2 separate regions of the Homo sapiens genome follow, and region 2 is linked to region 1. A link is an interaction called in ENCODE POLR2A ChIA-PET data of the cell type or tissue named here. Cell type or tissue: MCF 10A. All regions are shown on one strand. Each heading gives the region's core, and the rest is flanking DNA. Links, peaks and the distances in the headings are about the cores only.

The links. Peaks named below come from ENCODE experiments on the same cell type or tissue, not always from the same donor. Only the 100,000 strongest peaks of a DNase experiment are listed, where the experiment ranks them.
Region 2: POLR2A ChIA-PET joins it to region 1 with 10 read pairs; 2 of 35 experiments call an interaction of 5 or more read pairs at or near these places.

What each region holds. Positions count from the first base shown.
Region 1 is chr3:187,806,458-187,816,782 of GRCh38, reverse strand. No RefSeq gene overlaps it. Among named protein-coding and RNA genes, the nearest start is that of BCL6, 66 kb to the right of the region's middle. In MCF 10A, for the core only: no CTCF peak of the experiment used is centred there; DNase peaks (open chromatin) are centred at 4,722 and 7,602.
Region 2 is chr3:187,873,281-187,883,605 of GRCh38, reverse strand. LOC105374264 (a long non-coding RNA gene) reads left to right here. Exons shown (of 3, transcript XR_924813.3): 2 at 6,484-6,599. Among named protein-coding and RNA genes, the nearest start is that of LINC01991, 98 kb to the left of the region's middle. In MCF 10A, for the core only: no CTCF peak of the experiment used is centred there; no DNase peak of the experiment used is centred there.

The DNA.
Region 1 (10,325 bases), core at 1,585-9,584:
ACAGAGTGAGACTTCGTCTCAAAACAAACAAACAAACAAACAACAAAAAAAATACAAGCATTAGACTACCAAATAGAACATGCCATGTAATTACACTTTTTAGAAAAGTGAAAATCAAAATATTGACAAAGGTTTTTTCTAGGTGGTAGAATTATGAGTAATTTAATTCTTTTTTTAATTTCCAAATTTTCTATAATAAATATATAGTATTTTCCAGTTAATGAGCATTAAAAATGGGTAGCAGCCAAAAGTTCTGAGGTAGACTATTTTTTTGTTAAGTTGAAGACAGAAATTTCATCCCCCATATCCAAATCCTTTTGACTCTACCTGCCAAACATTTCTTCTCCTCACTAACACTTCCCATGCCCCCATAAGATACAGAAAAATTCCTCAGCCTGATCCTGTTGCTTCCTGGATGGAAAGCCTTTCCTCTGGGCCTCCTCTCTAGTCTGCTAGTATCAGTCTGGAATTGGAGGGTCTATCTTCACAGGCCCTCAGTTTCCTCATCTTGAAACGAAAGCTTGAACTTGATAAATTCAGAGGTCCAATCCAAGTCTGGTCATGAATAAAAGCCATGAATTCGATTTTTACAAGCTTTTCTCATCATTGGCTTATATGGAACATCTACATAATATTGATAGCAGATATTGATGATGCAGTGAATGTTTTATGGGTTTTCTCCTTTTTTTTTTTTTTTTTTTTTTTGAGACAGATTCTTGCCCGATCGCCCAGGCTGGAATGCAGTGGTGTGATCTCAGCTCACTGTAACCTCCACCTCTCCCAGGTTCAAGCAATTCTCCTGCCCCAGCCTCCTGAGTAGCGGGGATTACAGGTGCATGCCACCACACCCAGGTAATTTTTTGTATCTTTAGTAGAGACGAGGTTTCACCATGTTGACCAGGCTTGTCTTGAACTCCTGACCTCGCGATCCACCCACCTCGGCCTCCCAAAGTGCTGAGATTACAGGCGTGAGCCACCGCGCCTGGCTGGTTTTCTCCTCTTGTGTAGAACACTTCAAGTGGCACGAAGCCTCTCAACCTTCCAGACCAGCCTCCCTTCTGTGTCCTAGAAGAGCAAGACAGGCATTTGATGTTGCGTTGTAGCATTGATTTTTATTTCTAACCATTTTTTTCTATGTACTTTTTGTTGTATATTTTATCTTTTGTTTTTTATTTTATCTTTTGTTTTTTGCTTATTCTTTTTTATTTGTGTGTGTATGTGTGTTTATTTTTGATGTATTACACATAAGATGAAGGCTTTAAATTTTCCTGTATGTAGAGAGGAATAAGGAAAGCCCAATATCATGTTGAACAACATGATACTCTGATTTGAAATCCAAACTTGATTTTTTATTCTAGTCTGATATTTAGAAGTTGATAGCCACATTAAAAATTATGAGTCCCAGCCCACATTACGATACATGAACTGTTGTTTTGAAGTCATGTTTCATCATTCACATAAAAATGAGGTGTTAAACACTAATTGCATACCTGGCACCTGTGTGGGAACTCTTCCCTCCAGACAATCTCAGCCCTCCACTCAGGGAGACCCACAGGAGAGAGCTCCACCCAGGGTGGGGCATCAGCTTGGGCTAGGGAGAAAAGCAGGCTCATCCAGTGGTGTGAGGCAGTGTTAGTATCTACAGCTCCCAGAGAGCATACTGATGGCTTTCAGGTGATGTATAACTAAAATGTAAGCGGGTCTCTTGTCCACTAACAAGGCATCGACTACGGAGCATTTACAACCTCAACTTCCAGTCTGGAAAGCATGTCATTCAGGGTACGATAGGACCCTAGACCAAAGCTTCCATTTCCATCAACCCTCTTCAACTTTGTAGAAAAGTCATTTTCTCTTCAAGCTTAGTAGATAGATCTTTCCTTCACAGATGAGACATGCTCCTTCAAGAGCTCACCTAGGGAGGGTGAGGGCGTTAGCTCTGGGGCCAGGCTGTCTGTTTCTGAATCCTGGATTCTCTCCTTCCTAGTCGTGAAAGCATGGGCAAGTCTTTTAACTTGTCTGGTCCTCAGTTGAGTTGCCTTATCTATAAAATGGGAAGAAAAATAACAACTCTGACCTCATTAGGTTGTTGTGAGGATTAAATAGTGCTGAGAATAGTGCCTGACACAAAGTAAGCCTGCAATACATGTCAGCTATCCCCATCAGTGAGAGAAACACTTGTCAATCATGAAAGTACAGCATGGTGTGATATACGCTTTAATAGAGTTGTGTGGCTGGGAAATGATTAATTCTGAGGGATTCACAGAAGACTCCTGATCCAGTTAGTGTTCTATCAGACAAGCAGAACCACTTTGTATGATATAGGACCAGAAATTTATTGTCGGACCTTACTGAGTACAACTGTAGGAAATGGCTAATCAGTATATGTGAGGCTGTTGCTTCTGAGTTTGTGCTGGACTTTAAGGGTAGGCAGTGGAGAAAGAGAAATAGCAGTGGAGGAGGAGAGAGCAATGATGGTCTGGACCTTGCCAGGCACACTACAGCCTATTCCTGTCTCTCACAATATGTGGTGTCCTGCACCAACCTTCTAAATATTAAAACAGTAGCTTCACTTCTATATTTCAAATATCATGCAAAATCTCTTGTGGCCAAAGCTAATATGGAACTATGCAGGGAAGGGGGTCTGAGAAATGTAGCTCCATCTTATCTAAGTTGACCCAGCATAAATTAACCACATCTCCACAAAGGAAGCAATGGAATGGGTTCTAAAAGAGTAATTGTTTGCTATGAGGACAAATGAGAGGATATTCCGGATTCAGGGAAGGTAGTGTGCAGAGCTATGAAAAAGTCTGCTGCATTCAGGACATTCATAGTGGCTGCAGCATAGGCATTTTGCTACTAGGCGATGGAATTAGCCCAACATAACCATGAGCCATGGTAGCTAGAGGAAGCACAGATCCACCTATCCATTGAATCACATTTTTTCATTAACAAAGACTGGCTTCTTTTTCTTCTCGGCTAATGTCTTTCCCATTACCAAGGCAATTAAACAATAGCAGTGAAAGGAGCATTGAGCCTGGAGCCAGGAGACCTGGGTTTTAATTCCAGCCTTGCCCCATGCTCTGTTGGTGACTTTAGATGATTTTTTCACTCTCTGAACCTCAGTAACCTCATCTCTAAAGGAGAGATTGGAACAGAAGTGACAACTAAATCTCTAGTGTCACTTCCAACTTTAACATTATCTGGTTCTTGGCAATTATAGCATGACAAAAGGGGTACAGTAATTTTCATTCTGGTGAAAGCCCAAACAGAAAATGCAGGACTTTCTGTCATATCACTTCACTTTTATTTCTAGACCTTGGAAGCTGGTAAAATGGAGCTGCCCATGGTTGTTCCTGGAGTCTAGGCCTGGCCTAGATTAGGTGTCCAAGGTCAGCTCAAGGCTAAATCTTATTTGTCTTGGAAGCATTAGTCTTTCACTGTGCTGGAATCATCCAAGGCTGTCAAGAAATGTTGGATGAATGAACATACGGGATCTGGTCCTGGATTGGTCTATAGGCTTAGAAATTGTTTGTATGGATGACTTTGAGGGGACCTTATACACACTTCCCCTCTTAGGGGAGACTCTGAATCAGAAACAGTTTCTTCAAGTCTGCTCTAATATTGCCCTATATCTCTAGGAGGATTACAGGATTGAATAAATAGGGAGTGGGTCAAGACAAAGGTCTAGTGCATATGTGAAATTATGCAAATTCCAAACAAGAAATGGCCACCTGGCCCTAGATCTTATGGACATACTAATAAATATTTCTGAATGGAATAATTCTAGACATAGGTATCTATCCCTCCTAAATTACTGGGGGAAAGTCAGACTAATGCCTCAAACTTTTTGGTCTGTTTTCAAAGATGTTCAAATGTTGCATCCCAGGGAAGCCGTGGTGGTGTTCTTTGTCACGTCCAATAAAATGTTCTTATGGAACATTTAATTTTCTTTTCTTATGGAAAAACACTTTTGCTAACAAACAAGGCAGTATTATTTTATGTATGCAACCTGTAATTGTGGGAAACATCAGCTTTGGAGTCAAGAAAGCTGGTTTCAACTCTGGGCTTTATTGCTTAATAGTTGTGTACGTAGCGGATGAATTATTTCATCATTGAATCTCAGTTTCTTCATCTATACAAAGGGCGTGATAACACTGTTCATAGATCTTAAAACAGATGGTACATATAAACTGCATGGCATATGGTAAGTTTTCCATAAATACCATTTATTTTTCTTATTATTTTTCAAAAAGTAAAAATAATAAAGATATCATATTTCTGAGTTCTCTCATTGTCTGTTATTAGTTTGTTGTGTTATATGATTGTCCTTGCAAGCAGACAAGTACTGCAATCACCAAGAGCTTGAAAATAATTTAAGAAAAAAAAAAGTATTGTTACTACTATTATTATTTGCACACAAATTGCTAAGACACTTCCAATTTTGGAGGCAAAACCCAGAATTCTGAGGGTGTATCATTGTGGCAATCTCTGGCTTTGCACAATCATATTTTAGACATTAAATAGCTCTGAACCTTGTATTCTAGATCCATAGGCCACAGCAAGCTGAAAGGTTCTTAGAGGCCATCCTGAAAAGCCCTTCTATGGGTGAAGAAACTGAGACTCAGAGACAGAAGTGGCTTGCCCAAGATCTCCCACATGATTAGAGACAGTGTGAAGACTGGAATTTGTATCTTCCGATTCCTCATCCAGTAACAGCTTGTTGCCCCAGAGCCTTTGCTGACTCACCATGTAATCTTGGAAAATTCCCCTGACTTCTGTTTACTGGTCTTTCCATGAAACAAAAGATGGCGAGGATATCTCATGATCCATACCTCATGCAGATGTCAGTGGATTTGTTAGGACTAGGCTGCAATACACATTCGGCTCTGTAGAACTGGGCACAATCCATTAATAATTCATAAAAGACACCTAAGTATTACAAAGGGAAGTGGTTTGTCATTGTCAGATGGAAGGAACCTCCTTTCACGTGGTGGGGCAATTCAATGTTTTGCAGTCCATAGTGTACCCAGTGACCCTGCCTGAAGTCACTCAACCTCTCTCAGACCCACTGTACTCAACTGGAAACTGAAGATATGGCCAGAGTATCATTAAGTTTTCTTCTAGCCCTAATATTCTCATACTTTATCAGTTACTTCAATTTAGAACCCCATCATGGACTAACTGTACTTCCCAATAATAAGGATCCATAGCAGCTGAGAGTCACCAGCAAGAAAATCAAAGCAGCTAATGAGAATGAAATTGAAAGTAGGAAAGGAGTATAGATTTCTCTTTAAGCGTTGCCTATCTGGTCTAGAAATGTTACCATGTAAAGATACACTAAGATCTCTTAACATTGAGTAAGATTTCCAGTCAATGTTTCAGAAGCATTCCAGGTTTCCTGTCTCTCTTCTGTCGTGGGGTGAGCATCTTTCTATGGACTCAATCTATGGCCATGTATTGACAAGCTGTAATGAAAAGCCCGGATACGTGGATCCAGGCCAGGATTTAGGGCCAATTTTTTTTTGGCTTTATTTAATCTCACTTTCTCTGGGTATAAAAGACAGCATGGAAGAGAGCTATAATGCCTGGCCGGGGAGTTGCAGAGGCCTATTGTTGGCTGGCTATTTTAGCCTTGGCCTTGCTATTTCCACTGAACCTCCATTTCCTCCTCTGTAAGACAAAGGGGTTGGTTAGATGCTCTTTACAGTTCATTTAAATGCTAGCCTTCCACTTTTTGGCTCTCCTGGGTTTTCAGAGCAGAGTCTCTGAAGGAAGCATCCTTGACCAAGTTTCGTTTCACAGCCCAGAGATCTCCATTCCTGTTCCCTCAGGGGCTTGGGCACAGGAATTGGGTTGAATCCATTTGCAACTGAAATCTGTTCACTGTAATAAGTATTTGTGTTCCAATAATTTTCTAACAGCTTGTAATAAATAAAGCCAAAGGCATTCCTCAAGGAACTGCAATTAAAGATGCATCCATGGTAGGGGGTGGAGGTAGCAGGGGATCTGGAGGAGGGAGACGAGGCTTTCTCTTGAAATCCTGCTAAGGACAAGCAGCCACAGCTCTGGTACCATAAAACTGCTGAACTGACAACGCTTTAATGGCATCACCTCTCACTAGTCTCAGTTTAATATGTTCCCTGAAGGAATCCTTCGTCTGTGGAGACAGGCATAAGCTGACACATTCATAGAGAGTCTTCTTGAAAATGAGCCTAATGAGTTTACTGTCACTTCAGACGGGTTGGAAAGTAATCTGTGGATGAAAGAGTTAAATTTCACCAGCTTGAGCTGTGCAGTGGGCAAGCCCCAGCTGAACATTTGAGGAGTGAACACGCAGAGATAGGCAAAGTTCTTCAGGTTCAAAGGCTTGTTTGGGAAAAGAATCCAAAAAGTTCAGATGCTTTTGCTGAAGCTTATCTGATTTATTCAAGCTGGGGATGGGAGAATGCAGAGGCATTTGTGGAGCTAACCAAACATAAGATGTGTTCTTGCTTTGCACTTTCTGCCTTAGCTTTTCGGCTTATGTGTGTTTTGAGGGGAAATCTAATCCACATGTTTCAGATCCTTGGTATTGGAATGCATGAAGGTGCTGGCTGGTCGTAGGGCAGCTCAAATGACTAGGTGATAAGTAAGCAGTATGGAGATCATCTGGGCAGAAATACACCAAAGAACGGAGAAGATCAGTCATTTCCCCAAGTACTGCTATTCCCTGGGGCCTTGTCATCACCTGGTAGGAGGAGGGACCATGCTGGAGTGTGCATGGGAGGTTTTCACAGCCAGGCCTGGAAGTGGCACAATCACTATTCATTGAGGCAGAGAACAAGGCTGAAAAATGCGGGGGTTCAGGAAAAAGAAGCAAAGTGACAGGACACCATATAGTCTGTGATCCCGTGCACAGCTTAGGGGACATGCATAAAAACCTGAATTTAGAATTAGAACACACAAGCTTGAATACTTGAGCAACCATAGCCTCAGTTTCCTCACCTGTGAAATGGATATTTTGATCAAGAATCCCTGCTTCATGCGGTTGAGAAGACTAAATGAAATAATGGTGATGAAAGTTTTTGGTTCTGTGCTTGGTGCAAAAAAAAATGCACTGAATAAATATTTATTTTTTATTGTTTAATTTAAGTTAGATTTAATGCAAATCCTGGTTCCTTTGTGTGTTCCCCAAACTGGTTTACCCTGTCTCCAACCCAAAAATTCTCATTGTCACTCTGAGAGCAGCAAGAAGTACATTCTCTCTGGAAAACAATATAAATTGGCTCACATATTTTTTTCCACGCTAAACAGCATGATTTCAAAATGCTGGAAAAAGCCAGAGCCAAAGTAAATTCCCCCAACCTTTCTCTCTCTCTCTCTCTCTCTCTCTCACACACACACACACACACACGTGAACTTTTAAACCTTGCAAATCAGACAAGTGAAAAAAAAAAAGAAAGAAAGAAAGAAAGAAAGAAAAAGCCCAGCCTTCCATTGCTTCACATCGTATATATATCGAGTTCACTTCACAAACACAAGGTGCACTGTCAGAAGTGCCTTCGGCAAAGTTTGTACTTTGCTTGAATTCTAACTTTTGTTTACCAAGGTAATAAACCAGTCCTCTGCTGCACCAGGTGTAAAGCTATTATGAAAAGGCATATTTGTATTTCACCCCACCTCAGATGTACGGTATGTGGGACATCCTGCACTGTAAGAGCAGCCTGGATTTATTTACAGAGAGAGGCGCTCAAGCACAGAGAGGAGTGTCTCCAGGCTGGTAAAGGCTGAACCCCTGTGAAGAACTGGTCATCTAATCTTCCTCTTTTCTTTCGGCCACCTGCCCCTTCAGGCAACAGCGCCTTCCCTCTTTGCAGCGACAAATCATCCAGCCTGCCAGCAACCCTCCAGGGGCCTTTGCAGTCTCTGTGTAGGCAAGTTACGTCTTCCTGAGTTTTTTGTCCTACATTTTCAACCAATCTATTATTGACAAGCCTTGTACAGCCAGATTACAGTAGGCAAATGCAGCAGCTGAGGAAACGTCTCCTACCCTGTGCCTGAAAATCTCCACAAGCTTTTCTTCCCCTTCCTTCACAGGACCTGGTCATACCCTGATGGGCTATCTGAGGCCTGGGATGGGTGGGAGGAAACTTTCACCCAAATCTCTGAGCTAAATGGCCCGGAACTCACTCTAAATCATCTACTGAAATCCTGGCACAGAAAGGAGGAAAGAATGTATGGAAAAGGGCAGACTTAGAATGCCAGGGCCATTAGCCCGGGCAAGTAGAAGAGCTGCAAAGGGGGTCCCTGCGCTGTTGTTGATTCCAGGAGAGTCTGGCAGACCACCCAGAAACTTGCATAAGGCACACAGCAGCAGCAGTGGCATCCCAGCTCAACACGTCGGCTGCATGACACAGGCAATTTTCTCAGTCCTCGGCTGGAGCCTGGAGCCTCCCATTTGTCTTCTGGGAGGTAATTCCAATTTCTTCAGAACTTTGAGTTCTCATATTTCCTAAGCCCCTAGTAGGTGCAGAAGATTCAGCCAGGGCACTAGCCCATCTTAGGCACTCAATAAGTATTCTTAAACAATGAATTGGGCCGGGCGCAGTGGCTCACACCTGTAATCCCAGCACTTTGGGAGGCCGAGGTGGGTGGATCACTTGAAGTTAGGAGTTTGAGACCAGCCTGGACAACATGGTGAAATCCCATCTCTACTAAAAATACAAAAATTAGCTGGGCATGGTGGTGGGCACCTGTAATCCCAGCTACTCAGGAGGCTGAGGCAGGAGAATGGCTGGAACCCAGGAGGGGGAGGTTGACGTGAGCTGAGATCACACCACCACACTCCAGCCTGGGTGACAGAGTGATAATCCCTCTCAAAAAAAACAAAACAATGAATGAATTCTAGCTTTATCACTTTAAAAAGTAAAATCTTGAGCAAAGATCCCTTTGTGAACTCATATTTATTATGTCTAAAATGGGAATTATAAAAGTTATTACATTTCAGAATTGTTGTTACAAATAAGAAGCAGGTGAAGAGCCCTTGGTAAGCTTGCAAGAACTGCACCAACATTGGTGGTCACAGGCATGTCTAACACCTCCTCATGCTCGTGCATCTTGACCATGCTTTGCCAGTCATTGTCTCCCTTACATTGCCTGGAAACTCAATGCAACACACATCCATTGAATGACTACTGAGGTTTAGGTACAGTGGAAAGCACAGAGTGTATAGAGATTGATAAAACATCCTTGTCCTCAGGGAGCTTAGTAAATGAAGAACGAGTGTTGGGAAAAGACATTTCATCACTGAACACATCATTATTAAGTGTGTAATAGTCAGTCATTCAATCACTGTTCATTGAGGGCTAATTATGGACCAGGTACTGCTCTTGGCATTGGGCATTGTTTTAGTTAGGGTAGCCTCATGTAATGAGTCAACACAGAACTTATTTCTTGCTCACATAACAGTCTTGGAGGAGAATGTAGGTTGCTGGGGCAACTCTCCTTCACTTAGTCATTCAAGAGGCCAGGTTTCTTTCATCTCGTCCCTCTACTACTCCCTGAGGCCTTGTCATCATCTGGTAGGAGGGGGGACCATGCTGGAGTGTGCATGGGAGGTTTTCACAGCCAGGCCTGGAAGTGGCACATATATTTCTACACATGTTCCATTAGCTGGAACTCAGTCACACCTAACTACAAAGGAATCTGAAATGAGCCCTGCTCTATTTTCAAGAAAAAGAAAGATTTTGGTGAACATCTAACTGACTGATACAAGGATATAGCAAATATTAAGATCATGCTCCTATCCTCAAGGGGCTTACAGGTTTGGGAAGGTTATGCTACATAAATAAACACATAACCAAAATCATCTCAGGTATCATGAGGAAAATAAAATAAGGAAATGTGACTGTCATTTAAGCTGAAGGGGGCCTTTCTTAGATGGAGTAAGTGGTCGCCTAACTAAATAACAGTCGAGCTGACATCCAAATGGTGAACAGTTATCAGTTAAGAGAAAGACAAGAGGAGAGGAGTCCAGCAGAAGCTACAAGTGCAGGGCCCTGAGATGGGACGTGCCTGGGATATTGAGAGCAAAGCAAAGGCCAGTGTGGTGTGTGAATGAGGGCAGGACACACAGAATGAGAGTGGGAAGCTAGGGAAGGGCCACATGATGAAGGGCCTTAGAAATCATGGTAAAAACTTGGATTTTAAACAATAAGTTATATTTCAAGATTCATGGAGACCAACACAGAGAAGGAATAGATACCAGTCTGGCAGGAGGGGGAACCATGCTGGAGTGTGCATGGGAGGTTTTCACAGCCAGGCCTGGAAGTGGCACATATATTTCC
Region 2 (10,325 bases), core at 1,234-9,233, 67 kb before region 1:
AACCTCCCTAAATCTCTGGAATCCTATCAGAAGGTTAACTAATTTCATGATAGCACTGACACATTATTTGCCTCTTTCAAACTCATTCTATCATGAATGTACAGTGGAGTTTTCCAGAGGCTACATGACATGTGATTTTGCAACAGACTGAACACAGCAGCAGCTGGGAGAATCAAGCAGTCCTCAAGCCAGACATTGAAGAGATAACTGCAAAAATATAAAACAGCATCACTCTTCTCACTGTATCTGTTTTGGTTTAGAAAAATTGTTATTTTTCAAAAAATATGTTATTTATTTAACATGTAATGTGTTTATTATTTTAAGTAAAATAATAAATACTTTTTAAAAAGAATTCTGATGTTTGTTACTTTGTGCAGGAGATAAGATAAAAACACAGCAGTGAAAAGGGTATGCATTGGGGCTGAACCTCTCTCAGCCAGCGTAAGTAGAGAAGACTTCTCATCAGGCAGAAAGTTGCATTTGGATTTGCCTTTAAAAATGGGTAGGATTTAGACACTGGAAGATTGCTGAGAAATGAGAAGAAGACATTAAGCAGAGTGGAAGCATGGTAGACAAGGCCAGTGCGCAACGAACATGGAGTCTAAAGCACAGCATAGAAAATGGAGGACAACATTGGGAAGTTGGATGGGTCAAAAGCAGGTGAACACGTGTGGAGAAAAGAAATATGGGAAACTTTATATCCTGAAGTCCTGGTAAAAGGGAGGAAGTGGTTTTTCCTTTGTTTTTATTGTTGTTGTTTTAAATCAAGTTTATTGAAGTGTAATTTACATACAATAAATTTCATCCTTTTTAGCATTGAATTCTCTGATTTTTGACAAATGTGTATAGTCAATGTAACCACCATAATCAAGATCTAGAACAGTTGCATTACCCCAAAATATTGCTTCTTACCCCTCTGTGATCAATGCTTCTCCTCGCCCCCAGTTCCTGGCAACCAATGGTCTATATTGAAGGCCAGTATTTTTTCCGTTCCTAAAACACCATAAAAATGGCATCATAGGATAGGTAACTTTTTGAGTGTAGTTTCCTGCACTTAACATAATGCATTGAAAATTTATCTGTTTTGTTATGTGTATCAGTAGATCATTGCCTTTTATTGTTGAGAAGAAACTGGTTGTATGCATTTTCCAGTTTGTTTAACCACTCACCAATTAACAGACATTTGGGTTATTTCTAGTTTGGGTCAATTATGAATAAAATTGTTGTATACATTCATTTATAGGAATTTATGTGAATGTGAATATAGGTTGAAAAGTGGTTTTATTTCAAGTAAAAATGGTGAACTTAGTTCAAAAAAACCAGATGAATAGAATCTCAGCTCCAACAGTGTGCTTGCCTTTTTTATATCCTGCATGTTGGTGGTTTAATGACTGTAGCGTCAGGATTCCTAGAATTAATTATTTTAAACCCAATTTTACTAATGAGAGACATGAAGCTAATATCTAAAATTAACTTGCCAGTTTAGGTGTCCAAGAGGTTCCTGCAGGAGGCAGGAAACCAGCTGGAGAAGTTCATAGGCAAATAAAACAAACAAATAAATGAAAATCTCCAATCTTCTTTACCCAACCTCTTAGTGTCAGCCAGGAAGATTATGGTTGATGTAAAAAAAAAATTAAAGGTAAAAACTGTTTGCATTTTCAAAGGGTTATGTGTTAATCATATACATGAGAGTCTGCTAAATGAGGCTCAAATAAATTGTAGTCCAGTAGTAAGCCCCATGTGGAGGACATTTACCTTCTCCGTGGCCAAAGCTCCGTCTATGGAATGGAGAGCAAGAGATATCACCATGAAATTTCAGAGGCTTGAATACCACAAATATTGAATGTATGATCATTTCAATAGGCTGAAATTTGCCATAGTACCATCCACCATGAATGGACTTGCTGGGCAAATGAAAAGTGTGGGGGAGTTGCTGAGGAACTACTTACCAGAACAAGTCATTCTGAGGACCCTCCCCACATTGAGAAAAAGCCATACTGCCAAACCTTATGCTGATTGACAAACACCATAATCCCATCATTATGTAGATTTCTCTAAGGGCACATACTAGGAAACATTCTACTTCTAATTGTTCCATGTTCCTGGGGAAGAGAGGATGGCATTTTTAAAATAGATGTTCTTCAACCTATAGACCGATAGAATCTTTGATATGAAAGAAAGGGGAAATTTAGTTAGTCCAATTCCTCAACAGAATCCCTTCCGAGTTTCTTCGTAACCCACTCCCTCAAAACTTGAGTACTTTCAATATTCTTCAAAACCTAATCACTTTTGAGATTGAGCTCAAATATCTCCTTCTCTCTGAAGCCTTTCTTGAGGCTTCAGTTAATTACTCCTTTCTCTGTGTTCCCATTGTATATTACCTCCACCTGTCCTGGAACATTTGTCACAATATATTGTTATCTGCTCATTTGTCTATCTTCCTCCATTGCTCTATGGGTCCCCTTAGGATCAATAATTCTGCTATACTCATTGCCTGCATCTCCAGTGCCGTAAACAGTGTCCAGCTTGAAGTAAGTACCCAATAAATATTTTTAATTTATTTTGATTGCATTGGTTACCTACTTGTCACTGACAGTGACTCACTAACTTCTGAGGCAGCCTATTCTGTTAATGAAATATTTTGTCTGATAGAAAGTTGGTCCCTATAATGAGTCAAACCATGTATTAATTTCTACTCACTGTCTTTTTTTTAAATTTTAGATCTTGGGACTCTCACATAAATGCTGGGGGATTCACCACCTTACTAGACCTTCTAGGTATTTAAAGATAGCAGTCATGACATCTTTGATTCTTCTCATTTCCTGGCTAAATTCTGTTTCTTTACTTTGTCTAAGTTAAGATTTACATTATCTGCAGAATTAAGGCGACATTATCCACTGCTAAAAATGGCAGCAGCTATATGGTGGGAGGAGTTTGAATTGGAAGAGATTGTTGTGAGTCATCTCAACTGATCTCATTGACTGATTTTTCCTGATGATTTCTTAACTTTCTTTTACCCCAAAGGCATGATATGTGCTTTTGAGAAGGCTGGTAGATTAGATATTTAGTTGCATGCAGTGTTTCTGTTAAAGATCATAAAAGCTTATAATAGGAATCTGTAGCTTATCTCCTAGTTTAAAGAATGGCCAATGAAAAGGAGGGCTTCTGAAATAAAGGTGAGGAGCAGGCAAATGTCCTTAATATCCAAATTAAAAAACTAACTTCATACTGACAACACGACCAAGCAATTTGGACAATTAGCAAATGGCCAGTCACTTCCACAACAACAAAATCAAATTACTATCTGATTTCAGGGATCCTCTTCTTTAGAAAAATCCCTTCATATACATTCTGAGATATTCTTAAACTATTATATTTTATTTCAAAACAATTCACATTCATTCAAAAAACCCTAGCATGGCTGGGTGTGGTGGTTCACACCTGTAATCCCAGCATTTTGGGAGGCCGAGGTGGGCAGATCACCTGAGATCAGGAGTTTGAGATTAGCCTGGCCAACATGGCAAAACTCTGTCTCTACCAAAAATACAAAAATTAGCTGGGTGCAGTGGTGCGCACCTGTAATCTCAGTTACTGGGGAGGCTGAGGCATGAGAATTGCATGAACCCAGGAGGTGGAGGTTGCCGTGAGTCAAGATCGTGCCACTGCACTCCAGCCAGGGTGACAGAACAAGACTCTGTCTCAAAACAAAACAAAACAGCCCTAGTATACCACTGCATGTTAAGTTCAATATTAGATACTGTGGATACAAAGTCGAATACGACAGTTTCCAAATTCAAAAAGATCCTGTTTCCTCCGTGGGCCAACATAGCTGTATCAACAAATAATTACAGGTACAATGACACAATGGAGAAAGAGAACTTTTAATGACATCTGGGGTGGTCATGAAAGACATTGCAAGAAATAACACTTAAGCCTACTATAGTATCATTGTGTAGATATAATATTCATAAAATTATGCAGTTAAGCAAAGTTTATGTAAATGAACCAACCATACCAAAAAAAAAAAAAAAAAGCTGACCAATTTCTTTTAATTTTACATGATGGGTATTTGTTTTCATATTTATTGAATATACCTTTACTGAAAATCTTCTAAAAGCCAGATATTCACCAGGTATTAGGAGAAAGACAATAATGAGTAAAACATGATTCCTTCTCCCAGAAGTTAGAGTAAAATAGAGGACACAGATGCATACACACTAATACAAGGCCAAAGAGAGTGCAGTCTCTTGGCAAGAGAGTAGGACCAAGGGTGAGGGGAAAAGAAACTTATTCTAGATCCAGCTCAGCCTCTATTTATTCATTCAATATTTATTGAGCAAAATAAACATAATCCTTCAGGAGCTTTTACAGACCAAACACTATTACCATGAGGCTTTGAGCAGTTGCTTTCCTTTTCCAAGAGGTGCTTCACCACCTACAAAATAATGTCTTTATTTGCCCTGGTGTCCAGAATGTACATCTCTTGACATGTTATTTCATTATGGATGAACCAAGAAGGAAATGAAAGGGAAACAGTTGAGGAGAACTGAGAACTAAATTTACCGGTCTCAAAATTCTGTATTGGGCAATTTGGATTATCTCGTAGAAAGAGCTGATTCTTTAAATTCCATTCCAATGATATTGTTGACCACAAGTAGGATTAGAGAAGGGTGGGGTGGCCTTGATGTTAATAAAATTTACCAGGCATGATGGTATGGAATGATGATTTCTACCCCTAAATATATCTATATTCCAATCAGACTGCTTACAATTCCATCAATCGCTCTTCATTCTTTGGAGTCTGTAAATTATCCACGAAAATGCAGAGAAATCCACAAACCATGGGTTTTTCAATATGAATCTAGTCTCTTTTGGGTTCTAATCTGTGTCCTACATATACTGCCCTGAAGATGAAAATTGGTAAGAATTTGCTATTTGGAAAAAAATAGCAAGAAGAGCATGCCAGGCACAGGACAGAGCACAAGCAATCTTCTGAGGTGAAACATGCATGCTCTGTCCAGGTATGCTAACATACCATGTTTGGAATGGAGCTTCAATCAGGGAATAGGAGGAGACAAATAATTCGGGAAAAGAAGTGGGTCCAGATTCTGCAAGACATTAGATGTTAGGCTTAGGAGTCTTTTTTTTAAAAAAAAGTTTTGTAAGTAAGGGCCAGAAAATGTTTTGGAGAGATTAATCTGGATATGCCCTACAGGATAGGAGAGGGCAAAGAGGTATTGTCGTAAGTAACTTCCAAGACCGCATGCCAGAAGTAAATACAATAGTGTTCCATTGTATGTGTGTGCTCTATTTCATGAGCTATCAAATAGCAGGTGGTCCCTGTCTGGGGTAAATTCCCGCTCTGTGTTGGGAGACGGGGATTTGGCCCTCTGCATGACTGGACTCTGAGCCGCAAGCCTCCTGCTACCGTGAGGCAGACAGCAGGCTTGCCATAGCCATCCCTACTCCAGGTTCTTGGGTGAAAAGGCAGAGCAGGCAGGGGTCTTCCTTGCTTCACTTTTAGTGCCAAGTATCTACATATCAAGTGATATAGTCTCACATGTTACTTCCATTTCTTTAACATATTTCTTTGGAATTGAGTTTGTGAATTTAAAAAAGAGCCAGAAGTAGTTGGATGTGGCACACGACATGGTGTTGCACAACAAATTCATACCAAGAAAAACGCCACCATTATAACATTCCACCACACTTATTAGTGTATTTTTCTGCATTTTAAATAAAAATTTAATATATACATTTTTAGCTTTGTATAATGAAATAATTTTAAACTTGCAGAAGAGTTGCAAAAATAGTACAATGAATTCCATATACTCTTCCCCCATATTCCCCTAATGTTAACATTTTTACCACACTTGCTTTATCGTTCTTTTTCTACAAATATATAGAAGGGTTTTTTTTTTTTCTCTGAACTGTCTGTGAGTATGCTGTAGACATGATATCCTTTTACTCCTAAATACTTCAGGGTGTATTTCCTAAAAACAAGGATATTCTTTTAACACGACCACAGTATAATTAGCAAAATTATGAAGTTAACATTGATACAATATTAATGTTAATCTATACACTCTATTCAGATTTTGCCATTTTTTGCATTAAGGACCCTCTTGCTCTACTCTCATATGTTGGCATGGTTTGCCAATGATCTTTTCTCTGGTGAGGCCTTTTATTGTGATGGGATTCCCTTTACTTTCGGTGTCAAAATATCCTTTATTTGATGGGACAATAGTATTTTTATTTACTAGTATTTTTAAATGTTTATTACACAAAATTAAAGATGTCAATCTTATGTCATTTCTTCTTATTTTATTGATTCATTAGTCAAGTTTAAAACCACTGGCATAATTTCGCTAGTCCTCTATTGTTGGACATTTAAATTGTTTCCAGACTTTTAAAGTTCAAACACTGTGGCAGTAAGCAAACTTATATATTTATCTTTTCATTAACATGTGGTTATTTTTGTAGGATAAATCCAAGAAAATAGAGAAGATCAAAAGAAGATACATAGCTGAAAACACTTGAAGGTATAGACTACCTTGAAAGTCACGCAAGAACTGTTCTTCCTGCTTTCCATATCCAAGGTAAATACATTATCCCAATCAATCAGTTACCAGGGTTAAAAAATTGTCTGCAGATGTGAAAATACATATATATATATATGTAACCCCTGCCTCCCGACTTTCTCCAGAGATGAGCTTTTAATTGCTGTGCATTGGAGAACAATCAACTTTCCCTCTTCAGTGTCAGGGTGACACAAATTTCTGCAGGCCCAGACTCTTACTACAAATCCACTTATATCTCTTCCATCTTGGCTGCCAAAAGGGTGTTTTCCTCTGCACCTAGCATTTTGAGCAGCCTAAACAGGTCAGGGAAGCAGAGAATAGCTTCCATGTGCTCTAAATCAACTCTGAAGGTTCAGTAGAGAGGTCATCATCTTCAGCAAGTAATGTTACCTTTTCCTTTTATTTGGTTTTGGTGATGCTGTTTTCAAGGTATTTGATGAAAATATTTTCAAACTTTCTGTGTTTCCTTAGTCAGAAAACCCTTTGAAGGAGCCAATGGGAAGAGGTAAATGGCTCCAAGTTCATTTTCCAGGAAAGCAGACTTTATATCAAACAGCTGAGCACATTTCCCTTCACCACCTAGAGCTGGCTCATAATCTGAGTGAGATTTACACCTCCCTACACCAAACTGTGCATATACAATCCTAGAATTTTAGAGCTGAGTGGAGCTTTGGGCCAAACTGTGCATTTTACAGATGAGGGAAATTAGCCTCAAGAGTGGAAATGCCTCCCTCCAGGTCTCACGGTGAACCAAGGCCATGGCTCCAACAGGGTGCAGTCTCCTGGAGGTGCAGCGAATCTACTGGGATGCCAGGATGTTAGAACTTCTATTTATGTAATTTTTGAAATGATTATAGACTTCACAAGAAGCTGCCGAAAGAAAATGGAGAGGTCTCACTGCACCCTTCACCTACTTTTCCTCTGTGGTAGCATCTTGCATAACTGCAGTCTTGTTAAAACAAGGAAATGGACATCAGTACAAGCCAGAGTCTGTTTGTATTTCCCGTATTTATATGCACTTATTTGTGTGTGTGTGCTTCTATGCAACTTTTTTGCATGTGTAGAATTACATAACCACCAAGAATTGTTTATATTTTAAATTTAGAAAAGAAAGACAACTGAATGAATGTTTAATAAGTGCACGGGCACTACTGCCTATATTGCTGTTTGTATGTGCATTTGACAATTGCATGCTTTATGACACCTGAGAAATACCTCTCACCTGAGAAGAGGAGTTGAACCATGTGGCAATCTACATTTATTTTTTCTTGAACTCTCAGTGTATCGTCACATTCATCAGTTTACAAGAGCCCCATCAAGCGGATCTATGGATGATGTTATCCAGTTTCCATTAACCTAATCTTTCAAAATGGACTTCAGTGAGTTAAAATGATTTCTGCCTTAAAAAACCTCTGCAAGCAGGCCCGGCGCGGTGGCTCACGCCTGTAATCCCAGCACTTTGGGAGGCCGAGGCAGGTGGATCACAAGGTCAGGAGATCGAGACCATCCTGGCTAACATGGTGAAACTCCGTCTCTACTAAAAATCCAAAAAAAAAAAAATTAGCCAGTCGTGGTGGCGAATACCTGTAGTCCTAGCTACTCGGGAGGCTGAGGCAGGAGAATGGTGTGAACCCGGGAGGCGGAGCTTGCAGTGAGCTGAGATCGCGCCACTGCACTCCAGCCTGGGAGACACAGGGACACTCTGTCTCAAAAAAAAGAAGAAAAAGAAAACCTCTGCAAACAGTAGATTGAAGATAATACTTACGTTGCAAACACAACCAGACAACAAGGAAATGGCAGAGTTAACCCTTTCTACTCCTGGTAAAAACTCTGCCAGCCATGTGACAAGATAAAAGCAATTATCATCTAACCTGAGCTGACAGGAAGTCAACAAAGGACAAAATAACCTGTCCAGAAGATATTTTGAAAACGGATTTGTATCCATCGTTGTTTACAATGTAAATGTATATTTTGTCATGAGAAACGGAATGATGAGAGGAGGCCGCGATGATGAGTAAGACATCCTAAACATGACGACAAGCCTTTATAAAATTTTCAGCAATATTTAAAGTCATGTGATTCTCAATAAGAGACAAAATACATACCATTAAGGAAGCACTATTCCTTTTACAATGTAGCAGCAAACTAAAGCACAATCCTTTGCCCATTTATTATCTGTGACACGTTGGGTATAACATGGTGCCTTGCCCATAGGGCTGTTGGAGAACCAAGGAAGGAAAAGATGTGGACATACTATGCTTTTAAAACACTGAAGTTCTGTGCAAATACAATATTATTATTAATTATTTTAACATGAAATTTCAGAAGAAAACTCACTGAACAGGAATGTTATTATCTAACAGGCAAATATTTGAACAGATTTTTTTTTTGGTAGTCTAGGTGGAGAAATAATTATTTTGGGCAGAAAAATATGTTCAGGGGTAGCAGGATGGTAGAGTATCTCCAGACCGGGATTTCAGTGCTAACGCTGCCGTAATACAATTTTTCCAACCATCTGTTTTATCATTTGCAAAGGCAGTTAACACATAAGCCATCTCACAATGTCATTGTGAGGACTGAAGGAGACAATTATATGTAAAGAGTTTGGCATGGTGCTTGGCACACTGAAGTTTTTCAAACCACATTAGTTATCTTTCTCCTCCCTTTCTCCTTTTAAGCAGCTCCTGAAACACACTCCTGCAGAAAGCCTCCGCCCTACTAGGATTACATCCATTTCGCGTCTTCTTAACTATAATGGGATATTTTTGGAGGACTGGGCTAAGTACCCTAATTTTTTTTTTTGTTTCAGAAAACACACAGCATTTAACAGTTTTCTGCTTGCAGTGAGTGCTTAATATAGGCTTATTTGATGAATGGTTGAAATTAATTATCTCTAAAAGAGAACAAATGTGGAGCCTCAGGTCAAAGTCCTTTGGTCTCAGGATTTCAGACACTAACTGCCACTAAAGGATTACTAGAGTGTTCTCCTATCTGAACCCATAGTGGATTGATATAATAGAAGTATAATAACCTCTTTGATATGTACAGAGCATTACGGTTTCCAAAGCACTTCCACATTTATCATCTTATTTGAGCCTCACAACAAACCTTTGAGTTACTCAGGCAGCTACTACTACAGAGAAACCTTAGGCCTGGAAAAATAAAGCAGCTGACCCAAGGCTGCCAGGCCAGGCATCGGACACAATACTGGTACCAGTCACCGTTTTTTGAGCACAAGCATTGTGCCAGGTACACAAAGTACATTATTTTCTTCAGTCCTCAGAAGACCCTTGATTCAGTTCCTACTGCCACTTTAAAAACTATGCTGAGGCCAGGCTTGGTGGCTCACATCTGTAATCCCAGCACTTTGAGAGGCCGAGGTGGGTGGATCACCTGAGGTCAGGAGTTCAAGACCAGCTGGGCCAACATGGCAAAACCCCGTCTCTACTAAAAATACAAAAAAATTAGTTGAGTGTGGTGGCAGGCACCTGTAATCCCAGCTACTTGGGAGGCTGAGGCAGGAGAATTGCTTGAACCCGGGAAGCGGAGTTTGCAGTGAGCTGAGATCACACTACTGCACTTCAGCCTGGGTGACAGAGTGAGACTCTGTCTCAATAAATGAATAAATAAATAAAACAAACAAATAAATAAATAAAAACTATACTGAGACTTTGTGGCATAAAACAACAATTTCATTATGAGCATGGATTCTGTGGGTCAGATATTCAAAAAGATCACAAAAAG